Regions from separate parts of the Mus musculus genome. Here all the other regions are linked to region 1. Evidence: chromatin contacts called from ENCODE Hi-C or POLR2A ChIA-PET data. All regions are on one chromosome and are shown on one strand. The core of a region is the stretch at or near the end of the contact, and the rest is flanking DNA. Distances in the headings are between cores, read along the strand shown.

Evidence for each region. A loop is a pair of places that touch in the nucleus more often than their neighbours do. ChIA-PET counts read pairs that join two places held with the same protein, here RNA polymerase II (POLR2A).
Region 2: POLR2A ChIA-PET joins it to region 1 with 18 read pairs in embryonic stem cell. The contact joins the promoter of Asf1b here to the promoter of Adgre5 in region 1. A Hi-C loop is called at or near these places in 8 of 37 maps with a recorded cell type or tissue (adrenal gland, heart and left cerebral cortex). POLR2A ChIA-PET finds 5 or more read pairs at or near these places in 4 of 5 experiments (Patski and embryonic stem cell).
Region 3: a map of CH12.LX shows a loop between it and region 1 (2.7-fold over the local background). The contact joins the promoter of Adgrl1 here to the promoter of Adgre5 in region 1. A Hi-C loop is called at or near these places in 4 of 37 maps with a recorded cell type or tissue (CH12.LX, T-helper 17 cell and v-Abl transformed pro-B cells). POLR2A ChIA-PET finds 5 or more read pairs at or near these places in 3 of 5 experiments (Patski and embryonic stem cell).
Region 4: POLR2A ChIA-PET joins it to region 1 with 13 read pairs in embryonic stem cell. The contact joins the promoter of Dnajb1 here to the promoter of Adgre5 in region 1. POLR2A ChIA-PET finds 5 or more read pairs at or near these places in 4 of 5 experiments (Patski and embryonic stem cell).

The regions. Positions count from the first base shown.
Region 1 is chr8:83,739,711-83,742,940 of GRCm38, reverse strand. It overlaps Adgre5 (adhesion G protein-coupled receptor E5), which reads left to right and starts at 1,630. Exons shown (of 20, transcript NM_011925.2): 1 at 1,630-1,834. The coding sequence starts at 1,804. Gm46046 (predicted gene, 46046) reads right to left here and starts at 1,655. Exons shown (of 2, transcript NR_168527.1): 1 at 1,325-1,655.
Region 2 is chr8:83,954,002-83,957,231 of GRCm38, reverse strand. Asf1b (anti-silencing function 1B histone chaperone) reads right to left here and starts at 1,538. Exons shown (of 4, transcript NM_024184.2): 1 at 1,295-1,538. The coding sequence starts at 1,403. It overlaps Gm10644 (predicted gene 10644), which reads left to right and starts at 1,899. Exons shown (of 5, transcript NR_169070.1): 1 at 1,899-2,129.
Region 3 is chr8:83,898,600-83,901,829 of GRCm38, reverse strand. It overlaps Adgrl1 (adhesion G protein-coupled receptor L1), which reads right to left and starts at 1,732. Exons shown (of 23, transcript NM_181039.2): 1 at 906-1,732. It overlaps Gm26721 (predicted gene, 26721), which reads left to right and starts at 2,103. Exons shown (of 4, transcript NR_166528.1): 1 at 2,103-2,649.
Region 4 is chr8:83,606,598-83,609,827 of GRCm38, reverse strand. It overlaps Dnajb1 (DnaJ heat shock protein family (Hsp40) member B1), which reads right to left and starts at 1,653. Exons shown (of 3, transcript NM_018808.3): 1 at 1,286-1,653; 2 at 1-14. The coding sequence starts at 1,496. It overlaps Gm42029 (a long non-coding RNA gene), which reads left to right and starts at 1,978. Exons shown (of 3, transcript XR_878996.2): 1 at 1,978-2,058.

The sequences.
Region 1 (3,230 bases), core at 381-2,880:
GAGTTTCTCAGTGTAACAGCCCTGGCTGCCCTGATTCACTCTGTAGACCAGGCTAGCCTCCAAATCACAGAGATCCACCTGCCTCTGCCTCTCAAGTGCTGGGACGAAAGGTGTGCGCCACCATGGCCCAACTTGAACCCAGAATTTACTAAGGTAAAAGGAAGGCCTGACACCCCTGGTAGTTTATGCCTGTGATCCCAGCAGGCTTAGGCTTTGGAGACAGGAAGTCAGGAGTTCAGTGCCATCCTAGGCTACATAGAGTTGAAAGACAGCCTGGGCTGTTTGAGACCAGACCGTGTTTCAGAGAAAAAAAGAAAAAGAAAATCAATATTTTGAAAAATCACTAGATGTGTCTGAGAATGTAGTTCCCTTGGTAGAGTGCTTGTCCAGCATACACAAAGCCTTGGGTTTGGCATTCTTCCCGCCCCCAACACACACACATGAAAAGAAACCATAGTTACACAAGTAACTCAAACAGGAAGCCAGTGTACATCACATGACTCTCTATAGACTGTGGCAAGGTCAGTGCGTGTAACCAAAAAGCCCTGCCGTGGTAAGCCATGTCCCGTGGTCAAAGCTCTCTCTTCCTCTATTTTAAGTCCTTATTACGTTTTTTGTTTGTTTATTTGTTTTGGCTTTTTGAGACAGGGTTTCTCTGTGCAGTCCTGGCTGTCCTGGAACTCACTCTCTAGACCAGGCTGGCCTCGAACTCAGTAATCCGCCTGCCTCTGCCTCTCAAGTGCTGGGATTACAGGCATGCGCCACCACTGCCCGGCCCCTTATTACGTTTTATTTATTGACTTGTTTATTTAGTGTTTGGGTTTGTGTGTGGCACCGTGTGCCCGTGAAGGTCAGAGGACAACTTCCAGGAGTTGGCTCTCTCCTTCCATCATGGAGGTCCTGGGTATCAGAAATCAGGTCGTTAGGTTTTGGGGCAAGTGCCTTTACCCGCTGAACCATCTTGGTAGCACTTCCCTCCCCCACTTTATTATTTTTTATTTTTGCGATAGACTCATGCTTCGTAGGCCTGGCTGGCCTGCAACTCTTAAGTGGCCAAAAACGGCCTCCGGTTTAGCCTCTGCTTTCCAGAGAACGGTATTAGTATAGGCCAACGCAGCCATGCCATGACCCCTTGTCTTTTTGGGCAAGGTCTTTTGTAGCGCGGGCAGGCTTCAAAAGCGACAAAACGGAGGATGAGTTGAACTCCTGATTAGTGCTGGGATTACAGGCTAGCGGTCCTCTGCCGGCTTATGTGGCTTTGAGGCTAGACAGGGCCTCGGGCAGGTTAAGCAAGCACTGCGCACACTGAGCCGCATCTCCAAACCTTGATGTCTCTCGTTCCTGGACAGTCAGCCCGGCAGGACCCTCAGTCCTCTTCTGGTTCTTATTTGGCCCCTGGCTTCTCTGAACTTCAGTTTCTCTCTTGGAAAAGAAGCCGACAAGTCCTGCTGATGGGAAAGGCGAGGGTCGCCCAGGACATCGTTCGGGTGGGAGCTCCACCCAGCTCTGTCCGATGTGCCTGGTCCCCGTCCCAGGACGCCTGAACCACACCACCCAGCTCCCCGCGGGGGCGGGTGTCGGAGCCGCGCGCGGGGGGGGGGGGGGAGGAATGTTGCGTTTGTTCCAGACGCGGGCGCGCGGCGCGCCCTGGGTCTGTTTCCCCGGCACTTTCCTGTTACTTTCCAGCGGGGAGGACAGTTCCGGGGAGGGCCCTGCTCACGCCCGCTGCATAAAAGCCCAGCCCAGCCGGCCGCCACAGCCCTCTATCAACCCCAGACGCTGTCCGTTCCGTGCCGCGCCACCATGAGGGGCGTCAGATGCCCCGGCCTGCTTGGTGAGACCTCGGGGTTGCGCGGAGCCGGGAGGGAACTCGCGGGACGTGGCCAGGAGGGGCAGGGACAGTCGAAGCCGGCGCACCTGTGCGCCCCAGAGGGCTCTCCAGGGGGTGTCAGATCCTAATGGGCTTGAGTGTTGCCAGTTTGGAGACTAAGAGGGAGAAACTGAGGCACGGGGGCAGTTAAAGAGGGTAACAAAGCAGGCATGGTGTCACAGGGCATTAGGGAGGCTGAGGCAGCAGGGTCACCAATTTCAGGTCAGCTTGTGCTACACAGCAAGACCCTGTCTCAAAAGAACAAAAGAAAAAGAAATGCAGGCTAGAGGCTGGGGTGGTGCCGAGGTCAAGAGCATTAAGAGAGGACCTGGCTGGGTCCCAGCACCTATATGGTGGCTCACAAGTGTCTGTAACTCCAGTTCCTGGGGATTCACACTGTCTTCTGCATCCACGGGCAACAGACATGCAGTGCACAGACATACATGCAGTGTACAATAATACATGCAGTGCACAAACATACATGCAGGCAAAACACATACAGTTTAAAAAAAAAAAAAGCTAAAAAGAACTGTAGGTTAAAGTACACTTTGCAAACTGTTGCCCAAACAGACGCTCTCAATGTGAAGAGAAACCCACGTGAGGGTGCCCATTTCTTCGAGGGTGGGAACTCCCCCTGCCCCAGTCTGTCCCCTGCTGTCTCCGTGCCAGGAACAGGCAGAGAATCTCCTTGGGACTTGTCTGGGACGGAGCTGCTGGCTGAAAGGAACTTACCAGGCTGTGGTTTGAACTTGGCTTTCATCATGACTTTCCCGCCCCACCCTGGGTGCCTCAACCGTTGTTTGATGGCTAAGTCACCTAAGTAACTTGACAACAAACAGTGAAAAAATGGAACGGGGCACCAGCTGGAGTTACCCCAAGATATGGAACTTGGGGCACAAACTGGGGTCACCCTAACCACAATGACTGGCCTGAGTGCTAGTGACAGGTGGCAGGCAGCTCAGTAGCCATGGACCTAGAACCAGGAAATAGAGTCCCAGGGTGTCACAGTTGGTGGCAAACAGCTGCAGGGGCCTGCCTGGCTGTCACTAAGCTGGGTCACAGTGACTTTGGGCTGCACTTTCCTCCTCTGTAAAATGGAACAAGACCAGCTGTATTTTACCATATTGTTTCAAGGGCCAAGAGTTTGTGTACAAACTTTCTGGTTTACAGTTTGAATTAACTGAACATGTGGGTGTGGTGTCTGTGTCTGCTATCAGAGTACCTAGCGAGTAGAGGCAGGAGGGTCAAAAGTTCAAGGTCATTCTCTGCTGTATACTGAGTTTGAGACCACATGATACCTTGTCTTCAAAACCAACCAAGCAGCCTCGCTAGTTGGATTCTCAGGTTTTGAATCCCAGTA
Region 2 (3,230 bases), core at 289-2,788, 210 kb before region 1:
ACCCTGCCTTGTTCCAGTAAGGATTTAACCCAGCTTATTCTATAGTTAGTCATAAGTAGATTCATTTAAACTTAAGGGGTAAGAAACTAGGGAGAGGCTGAGCCACTGACCCACCCCAAGCACACACATAGCAGCTCCAAGTGAACAGGAGTGGCTGGCCTTAACTGAATACCACCAACAGCCACCAAGAGGCACTAGTTGCCACAGCCTAGGCTCTCAGAGCTCCACCTCCTCAGCTGCTACATCCTTTCAACACTCAGTAGAGAAATGGTCTCGTGGAGTGTTGAAAGCAGGTCCTCTGAAAACAGGACTTGCCTTTTGCTGGGGAGCTGAGAATCCAAAGTGACTTCACAGTTTACATGTTCATGGATTTATTTGAAAGTCTTTTGCTCTTTATGGCTCTTGTTCTCTCATCTGTGTGATGAGAGCCATGTCCACCTTTATGTCCCACAGATGAATTAAGTCATTCTGTGAAAGATCCACAAAAGCCCGTGGCCTCCCAGTTGATGGAAGTTGGATCCCATCCCTGTTTGGTCAGTCCACCCACTCCCCAGACAAGGTCAGCCCATCAAAAGGGATGAGGGGTTCCTTGCACTGAGTTAGCTGGCAGCTAGTAGAAATCTCAGAAACTGGAAGAGGCCTGCCTGGCTGTGGCACCCCTCACCTCAGGACATTCACCCAGACCAGGAGCTGGGGAGACCAAGTTACCTACAAAGCCTGGAGTCAGAAGCCCCCATCTCTCCTCAGAGGGAGCTCAGACATAGGATCTGGGACTAACCTAAAGGAAGAAGGCTTATAGGCAACACCATGTTGTTACGGTTGGCAAGCAGGAGTTGTGGGGGACAAATCTGGAGTTGTCTGGGGAGGGGGTTTTTGGGAGCCATGGGGTGAAGAAGGTCTTGACATGGGCGGACAGGGCAACAGAAGAGTCTGGCTGCTTTGTAGGAAAAGATACCCACAAGGAAAAGGGGGGGGGACGGGACTGGAGGTTGGGATTCCATAGGACACGTGGATGGTTTCTTAGGAGGAAGGGCATCAACGCGGGGTCTAGCCATAGGGAAAAGGCGTGGCTGCGGGTCTCCAGGGAAAGCGTACAAGGACAAGCGGTGCAAGACGAAGGGTGACGAGGCCTCCACCAGACAATGTACACTGGACAGAGCCGGCTCCACCGAGAGACCGGAGCTGGGCCATGGAGGCGTATCTAATGGGAGATCTAGTTGGCCCCGGGAGATTGGGGGTGGCGAAACCCCGAGGGCAGGAGGGTCTGGGGTCCCCGGCTCAGGCCCGGCCTCACCGTCAGACAGGGCCTCACTGCATTCGAAGCTGATCTCGAACCGGAAGGGGCTGTGGAAAGGGCTCGGGTTCTCCAGCACAGCCACATTCAGCACCGACACCTTGGCCATCACCGCGCCCGGGAGCCGCAGCTGCTGTGGAGACTTCTTCACAGTGACTTGCGACAGAGAAGAAGGGGGGGACGACAGGACGGAAACCTCCCTGCGTCTCCCAACTCTTCCCTCTGAAGCGCTCCTCCGCTCAGCGCGCTCCCTTCAAATAGCCGGCTCCGCCTTCCAGCCAATCGCCGCTAAGGACCGATGACGGCGCGAGCCATCAGCCAATCTCGAGGCGTCTTCAGGCGCGCGCCTGGACCCTCAGACCAATCAGAGAAGCTCCCTCTTCACGGGCCCCAGGAGGCGGAACGTTAATCTCTTAGCTTCGTAAAGGTCTATCGGGAACCAATCCCTGGAGTCTCCGACTGGAATAGCTCGCTCCGGGGTGGGCGGAGTTAGAGCGCGGAACTTCTCTTGTCCAATCCCAAGGGTTACCGCACCGGCATCCCCCGCCCCTCGTTCCGCTTTTCCGGTAGACGCACCTCACAGAGAGCAGCGCCACCAACGGCCGAACGGTGGCGCGCGACTCTCACTAAAACGCGCTGAGAAGACGGCACTCGCACTCGCAGTGATTGAGTATCGATCGTGGGCGTGGCCGTAAGCGGGTTTCTGAGACGTGATTGGCTATTATGGTGGGCGTGAGGAACGCCGGGCTGGAGAGCTGTGGAAATCGCACACCCTCACAGTGAAAAGCTTTAAGGAGGAGAGAGTGGCCTGGGCGGTTTAGGCGGCTGTCAGCAGGTGAGCGTTTCTGGGGACTACCCTGAGGGGTTCCTACCTTTGAAAATCATGGTCGAGGAGACTGTCGAGAAGGTTTAGATCACCCCTGAGACAAGATGGCGTAGCGATGAGAGGGGATACAGGATCGAGTCTCAGTCCGAAGGGAGTTCTGGTTCGTGGACAGACCAGGGTTTGAATCCTGCCTCTGCACTCTGTCTTTCAGCCCGGGCTCGGTGACGCACGCTTTTTATCCCAGCACACGGGAGGCAGAGGCAGGTGGACCTGTGAGTTCGAGGCCAGCCTGGTCTGCAGAGCAAGTTCTAGGACAGCCAGGGCTACACAGAGAAACCCTGATCCAAAACCAAACCAGTTAACTGCCGCTGTCTGTGAAACTTACCTTTTCTCCTTACTTTCTGGTTCTTTATACCCTGTCATAGCTTCTTACACAACCTTTACCAATCACATCTTTTAAAGGTTAAAACAAAATGGAAAGGTAGATGCGTGCCATTAATCTCAGGACTCAGAGGTAGGCAGACTTCTGTGGGCCAGCCTGATCTACACAGTGAGTTTGGGGAAGTAAGTAAATTAGTTTTCATACTTGGCCAATGCAAAAAGGCCAAGAAGCAATGAATATGATTTTTAATAGACACTTAACTAAATAGGACAAAAATAATCATTTCAAATATGACCATTCTAAAAACACCAATGAGCTATCCTGCACCTTTTTACTCATTGAGAAGTCTTTGGGATCCTGTATGTGTTTCACATTTCAAACAGGTCTGTAACCTAGCATGGGACTGTCCACTTTTATTTGAAAGAGGTATCTGACCTTTTATATTTCACAAAATTTATAGTTGAAAATGTAAGGGGCTGGTGAGATGGCTCAGCAGGTAAGAGCACCCGACTGCTCTTCTGAAGGTCCTGAGTTCAAATCCCAGCAACCACATGGTGGCTTACAACCATCTGTAACAAGATCTGACTCCCTCTTCTGGTGTGTCTGAAGACAGCTACAGTGTACTTACATATAATAAATAAATAAATATTAAAAAAAAAAAGAAAATGTAAGCCAGTAATTTCAGCACTTAGGAGGCAGGTTAGGAGTTCAAGGCCATTCTTGTGAGA
Region 3 (3,230 bases), core at 483-2,982, 160 kb before region 1:
GGCTGGAAGCTAACCTAGCCGAGAAGTGTACAGATTGGGATGGGTGAGCTTAGGGGCTGTTTGCCGGCGGGGTGCCATCTTCACATAGGTGCCTGGGGTGCACTGAAGTGATGCCATTTGAGGACATTTTCTGGCCACTGCATAAGTACACACTACCCTCCCACCACACACACACACACACACACACACACACACACACACACACACACACACACACACACGAACTGGACTTTCATCCCAGGACCCTCAAACGGGACGATGACAACTGAGCCACACAGCTCTATTTCAGGAACACCTGGAAGAGGAGAGAAAGCTCGTTCCGGTAGATCCAACCTGACAGCCTCCATCCGTGCTTAACAGGGTACCACTAACAGAAGATGTCTCACAACTGCACCAGGGTTGCCCAAAGCACCCCTCCGGGCTGAAACTCACTCGACACCCAGACATACCTCTCCCCATACCACCCCCAACCACCATTAGCGCCACTGCCTCCCAGAGAAAAACAAGCCATGTCGGGGGGGGGGGGGGGCTGGCCCAGCATCCTGCGGTGCCAGCCCCCCGACATGGCTTCTCTGGGGAGCCCGGGCCCGCGCGCTGCGCGCACACGCACCCTCTCCACTCACACCCAGACACCTACACAAACAGGGCGCCAAGCACCCGCGCGCACACGCACCGGGGACACGCAGGCACCGCCGCGCCGCTTCCCCACAAAGGCCGGCGCGCGCGCGGGCACACGCAGCCACGCGCGGGCACACTAGCGGTCCCCTCCCCCTGCAGGGCACCCTGCGGCCGCCCATCCGCACCCTCACCAAGCCCCCGGCGGGCGGGGGTAGGGTGCTCCCCGCCCCTCCCGCCGCGCACACCTGGCCCAGGTGCGGCGTGGCCTGAGGCTCCCGCACACTCACCTGTCCAGCGGCGCTTCGGGGTCGGCCGTGCGCGCTCCTCCGGCGGCTCCGCGAAGCCGGGCCCCCCGCCCGGCACATCTCCCGGAGCCCGGCCCAGGGGGAAGCGGGGAGGGGGTGGCTGAGCGAGGGAGGACTCCGTGTCCCTTCTTTCCTCCGGCCCAGCACCGCCGCCACCGACCAAAATTTAAAAGGGAAGGGGTGGGGGGGGGGAGTATAAAAAAAAAAAAAAAAAGGAAAGAAAAGGCGGATCGCGGCGCTCCGGAGGCGGCCCCGGCCCCGGGCGCGCGGGTCTGCGCCCCTCCCGGGGAGCGAGGCGTGGAGGCGGAGGGGCGGGGGCGGCGTCAGAGCTCGGGGGGCTGGGGCGAGGCGGAGCCCCCCGAGGCGGCGCCGGCTGCCCGCATCTCCCCCGCAGCTCCGCGGCCCCGACGGAGGCGGCACGTGTGTGCCCAGGCGACTTCCCAGCGCCCCCGGACGGCAGCGGGCGAAGGGTTAACGCGGCTGCCCGGGCGGCCGCGCAGGCCCCCGCCGCCCGGCGGCGCCGCTCCTGGGCCCGCGCGGCCCCATCCGCCGGGGCGTCTCCGGCAGACGGCGGGGCGGGGGCGTCGCAGCGCCGACTGCTCCCGCGCCGACCGCTCGCGCTGCCCGCAGGGGGCCGGAGCTACACAGCTGGAAGCAGGCGCGGCGGCGTTGCGCCCCCGGGGTGGCCGGAGCAGGGGGCGCGGGGCTGGGCCCGTGGGCACCGCAGGACTCGCGGAGCGAGCGGGCGCGGGGCACCAGCAATGACAAGCCGCCTGCTCTCGGCGCTGCCGGGCCCGCCGGCTCCGGGAGGGGGGCGGCGGACAAGCGCAAAACCTGGCCTGGACTACCCGCCGGGGACTAGTCTCCGCAGCCCTCCCGTGCGCCCCGAGGAAGGGCCCGGAAACCTGGCCTGGAGTTCCACTCGCCTCCCCCAAGGAAAAGTGGGCAGAGGGAGGCGACGCGCTAGATCCCCCTAGTTGGGCTGGGGGGGGGTGGGGTGCGACGGGCGGCAAGAAAAAACGGAACGGACTCTGCAGCCGTGCTGTGCAGAAAGGCGCCTAGCCGGTGAGGGGTAAATGGAGAGCTGTGCAAGGACTGCGCAAAACCTGGTCCGGATTTGGCAGAGAGGGTAGGGACGGGAGGGGCGCGGTGTGGGGGGGTAGGAGTGGGAGGGGAGGTAGCTGCGACAGGGCCAGATGCACTCGAGGCACGCAAATTTCGGTCCGGATTCTTCCAAGGGAGATGGAGTAATGCGTCAGGCCTGTGCGGTGGCAACAAAAAAGACCTGGACCAGAGCGTCTCCCACCCGGGATTGCAGGAGGGCCGGAGGGAGTGCTGCTTAGTGACTGACAAGAGCGTAGGCTGTCCCCCATCTTCCTAACAGCGACGTGGGGTGGGGAGGGACAAAATGAGGGCTGGACTGAGGTATGGAAGGATCCCGCGCGCTGGCTGCAACAGAGCCGGCAGGTAAAAGCAGTATCTGGATCCTGGGTGATGCGACAGGAAGGGGATGTGGTGTGGATCCCGCTACCCTGGGAGACCAGACCTACAATAAAAAAATAAATAAATAAATTAATTAAAAAAAAAAACGAGGGAGGGACGCAAAGCCAGGACTGGAGCGTAGGTAGGATGGGATGAGAACAGCCCCCCTCCCCCAAACAGAAGAGAGAGCCTTGGCAACCGGACAGGGTCCTGGAGCTGACCAGGCTGCAGGAGCGGAGGAGAGGTTAGTATCTATAAACGCCTCAAGCGTCTGGTTTTGGAGGGGGTGGGTAGGGAAGAAAAAAAAAATTGAATTTTAGGTTGATGGCGAGAGCAAAAGCCCGGTGCAGATTTCCACAACGTAAGAACTACACTGCAGGTGATGGACTCGGAGAAGTAGGGCAGCGGATCGGACTTAGATTCCTAGGCTTTGGACTTAGTGAGTGAAGCCAGAGGCTGGGTTCAGCCCCCCAGCTACAGATGAAGCCTAGGATTGCTTCTCTAGATGGGAAAGGGGGTCGACCTGGCCCAAATATCTGGAGCCAAAGCTACCACTGCCTAGACTTATAGTTTATTTGTTTTTTTGGTTTTTTTTTTTTTTTTTGGTGGGGGGAGGCTATAAAGCTGAACCCGGGGCCAAAACCAGGCACTTAAGCAATATAGACAACTCAGTGCGGGGGTTGGGGTGTGGGTTCAGGGGAGCGGAATCCAGAGAGGTAAGAACAGAGCTTGGAAGCTGCCGCGCTGAGAATCCGTTTTACGAAGGATGGGTGCAACTCTTAAGATTGATGGCTGAGGAGAAGCAAAAACTGGGCTTGGATCCTT
Region 4 (3,230 bases), core at 404-2,903, 130 kb after region 1:
ACCACCCTTCAGGCCTGGAAACCAAAACCACAAGTCAGGGTTACTGCTGGAGAGTCAGCCCCACCTCCCTCCACCCCCAACACTTCAACACACTTATAAAACATAAAACCCCTGAAACAAAGAGCTCAGAACCCCAGCACTCTCAAGACAAGTGCAGACTGATCTCTGCAAGTTCCAGACAAGCCAGAGCTCCACCATGAGGTGCTGGAGAAATGGCTCAGAGCACTGGCTCATCTGGCAGAAGAACCAAGTTCAATTTCCAACACCTACATAGCAGCAGACCATGGTCTAACTCTAGTTCCGGGACCTTTAATGCCCTCTTCTCTAGAAGCATGTGAATGGTATACACATATACACGGAGGCACACGCTCAAATAAATTGAAAAACAAAGTTCCAGCAACAGTGAGGTCCTGTCTCAAATAAATGGTCACATTTTGTTCCTTTTGCATGTATTACTGTCAATGCCACGTAACACACAAACTTTCGTCCAGAGTAGCCTCAAGGCAATCCTCCTGACTCAAATACCCCAGAGGGGGGATTGTCACAACATCCGGTTCCTTTGGAAACAGGAGCTTATTACCCTGTAGCTCTGATTTGAAGCAAATTCACAGCGTTCCTAATTCGGTTTCCCATGTGGAGGTGTGAGCCCCCGCACTCTGCTCAACAAGTTTTGCTCTTAGTAAAAAGGCCACAGGAACTATAGCGGGAGGGATTTTATGTATATATTAAAAAGCTTGTTAGTCAAGGACGAATCTCAAGTCTTTTAACTCCCAATGGCAATAGGAGCAAGAAACACACTACTCCGTTTTACTTCCTGACAACATATTCGGTAGTAAGGCCTCTAGATCTCGGTGCGACCAGGTTTACGTGACTGCTCCATCCTCCCAGCTATGCTGTTACCATCTTACAGAGAAGCTCCTACGCACTGTTACCAAAAAGGCTCAACCCTGGGTGAGCGAACACTGAGCTTGCGGCTAGGAAAGAGAATCAATACTCGGGCAATTTTCATTCCCATCGCGACCGCCGCCCTCCATCTGCACCATTCCGGCGCTGTGCAGGCGACCGACCGGGAGGGGCTGCGGCAGACGTGCTAGAAGCTTCTGTGCCAGCGGCGCGCCCAGAGCTCCTCCTCCTGTCTGAGGCCGCGGATCAGAGGGTGAAGGAGGCGGCGCCGCCGCTAGATCCCCGGAATGCCTGTCCCCGGCCGAGGTCTTGGAGAGGCTCCGAGTGCCTCGGTTTCCCCGCCTGTCAAACGGCGGGTCACCCCGGCCGCGCGCACACGTACCTTCCTCTCCATAGCGGTCGAAAATCTCGCGCTTGCGCGGGTCGCTGAGCACGTCGTAGGCCTCGGCGATCTCCTTGAACTTCTCCTCAGCGCCGGGCTCCTTGTTCTTGTCCGGGTGGTAGCGCAGCGCCTGGCGGCGGTAGGCTCGCTTGATCTCGTCGTCGGACGCGCCGCGGGCCAGGCCCAGCGTCTGATAGTAGTCCTTGCCCATGGCCACCGCCGCCCAGCTGTCGCCGCCTCCGGCTCCGCTGCTGCCCCGTCCCGGACTCTATATACCCGTCCGGCGGAAGCTTCCAGATCCCGCCAGCCCTCCAGAACCTTCCGCCCCTCCCGATGCGCCGCACGACACCGGCCAATCGCTGCGGCCCGCTCCGTGACGCAGCACATCCGGGGTGGGACCCGGCTGCCAACGGCTTTCCGCGCGGGGCCACGCCCCTTCCCTCTCTACTCTGGTCAACGCCTTCCTCGGGCGCGCGCGCCGGCTGCTGGGGTTCCGCCTCCGTAGCGGATCCAGCCAATCGCAACCCTCTCTCTCTCTGCGGACAGGTGGAGGCGCGAAGAGGGGCGGGGCTACAGAGACGGGCCTCTCCGAAAGGCCGCACCCTTTCCCCCAGGTTATCGCCGGCTGGGAGGTTCTGCTGCGTGACTTGTGGTAGCTACCTGACAAGTACCTCTAAGCTTTCCTGCTCTAACCCAGGGATAAAAATAGGCACCCCGCCCTCTTCTGCCCGTAGCCCTTGGTTTTTCCCGTAAGGCCGTTACTGTAAAGCGAGGTGAGACTGGTCTGCCTTGGGCTTGCTGCAGTCGGGCTGCCTCTCCGGTTTATCTTACTTCCTACTAATTCCTACTGGGTTTAGCTCGCCTCTTGGCGTTCTGATACTTGTCACTTCCTTTGCCGTCTGAGTTTACCACCAGGGCTGCGTGATTTTTTTAAAGATCCACTGGGTGCTTCGTAAATATTTCCAAATACTTTGATATAGTATAGCTTTTTGCTTTTGGTTTTGTAAGTCTGGGATGATGGCGGTCAAGGACGGAGCTGAGTGAGGAAGAGGAGAGAGCTTCAGATATTGGAAGGCATAGAGAAGCTGGAATAGTCATTGGTGGTTCTTGCAGGGAATGGGACTGCCTGAAAGTGCATGAAAGACTGACTCTCATCCTAGCACTTTCTGGCTGTGTGACCTTGGGTTGGTAGAGTAGCTTTTCTGGTCTCAGTGTGGTCATCTGTACAAAGGGAATGGTCGTGGAATATGGTGAAGTTGACATTATTCTGCATTTGTTAAAGACAAGGGACAAAGGGTGTTCTTGAAAGAGATGATTAATCATCTTGTTTAGTGGACAACTGTTGACATTCCCTTTCTGGAAGCTCTGTAGGAGGAGAGTCAGATAACCCTTGCCCTAGGCACCCCTGAGAAAAATGACTTTAGCCTTCCGTTAATGGTATAGCTGTGTGTGGTGTATGTGTTTTGATTTTCCTAACTGTACTGACCCCATGAAAACCGAACCAGTTGAGCCCTGCCCCCCGCCTCCCCATGGATTTGGAGCTAGGGAACACTTGTAGAGAAAGTGTCTTTAAAGGTACAGAGACAGAGATAGTGAGCTGGCAGTGGTGGTGCATGCCTTTAATCCCAGCACTTGGGAGGCAGAGACAGGCGGATTTCTGAGTTCGAGGCCAGCCTGGTCTACAAAGTGAGTTCCAGGATAGCCAGGGCTATACAGAGAAACCCTGTCTCGAAAAAAAACAAAAACAAACAAACAAACAAAAAGATACAGAGATAGCGACAGCCTGGGCACAGTGGCATATTCCTGTAGTCTAGTGCAGGGATGCTGCTGCACGAGGACTCCCTGTGAGGCCAGCCTGCCTTCAAAATAGGTGACTAGAAATCAAAGTACATACTGAACAGAAGAGCTGTCCCAGAGGCAAGGAAAGCACAGGACATGGGAGTGC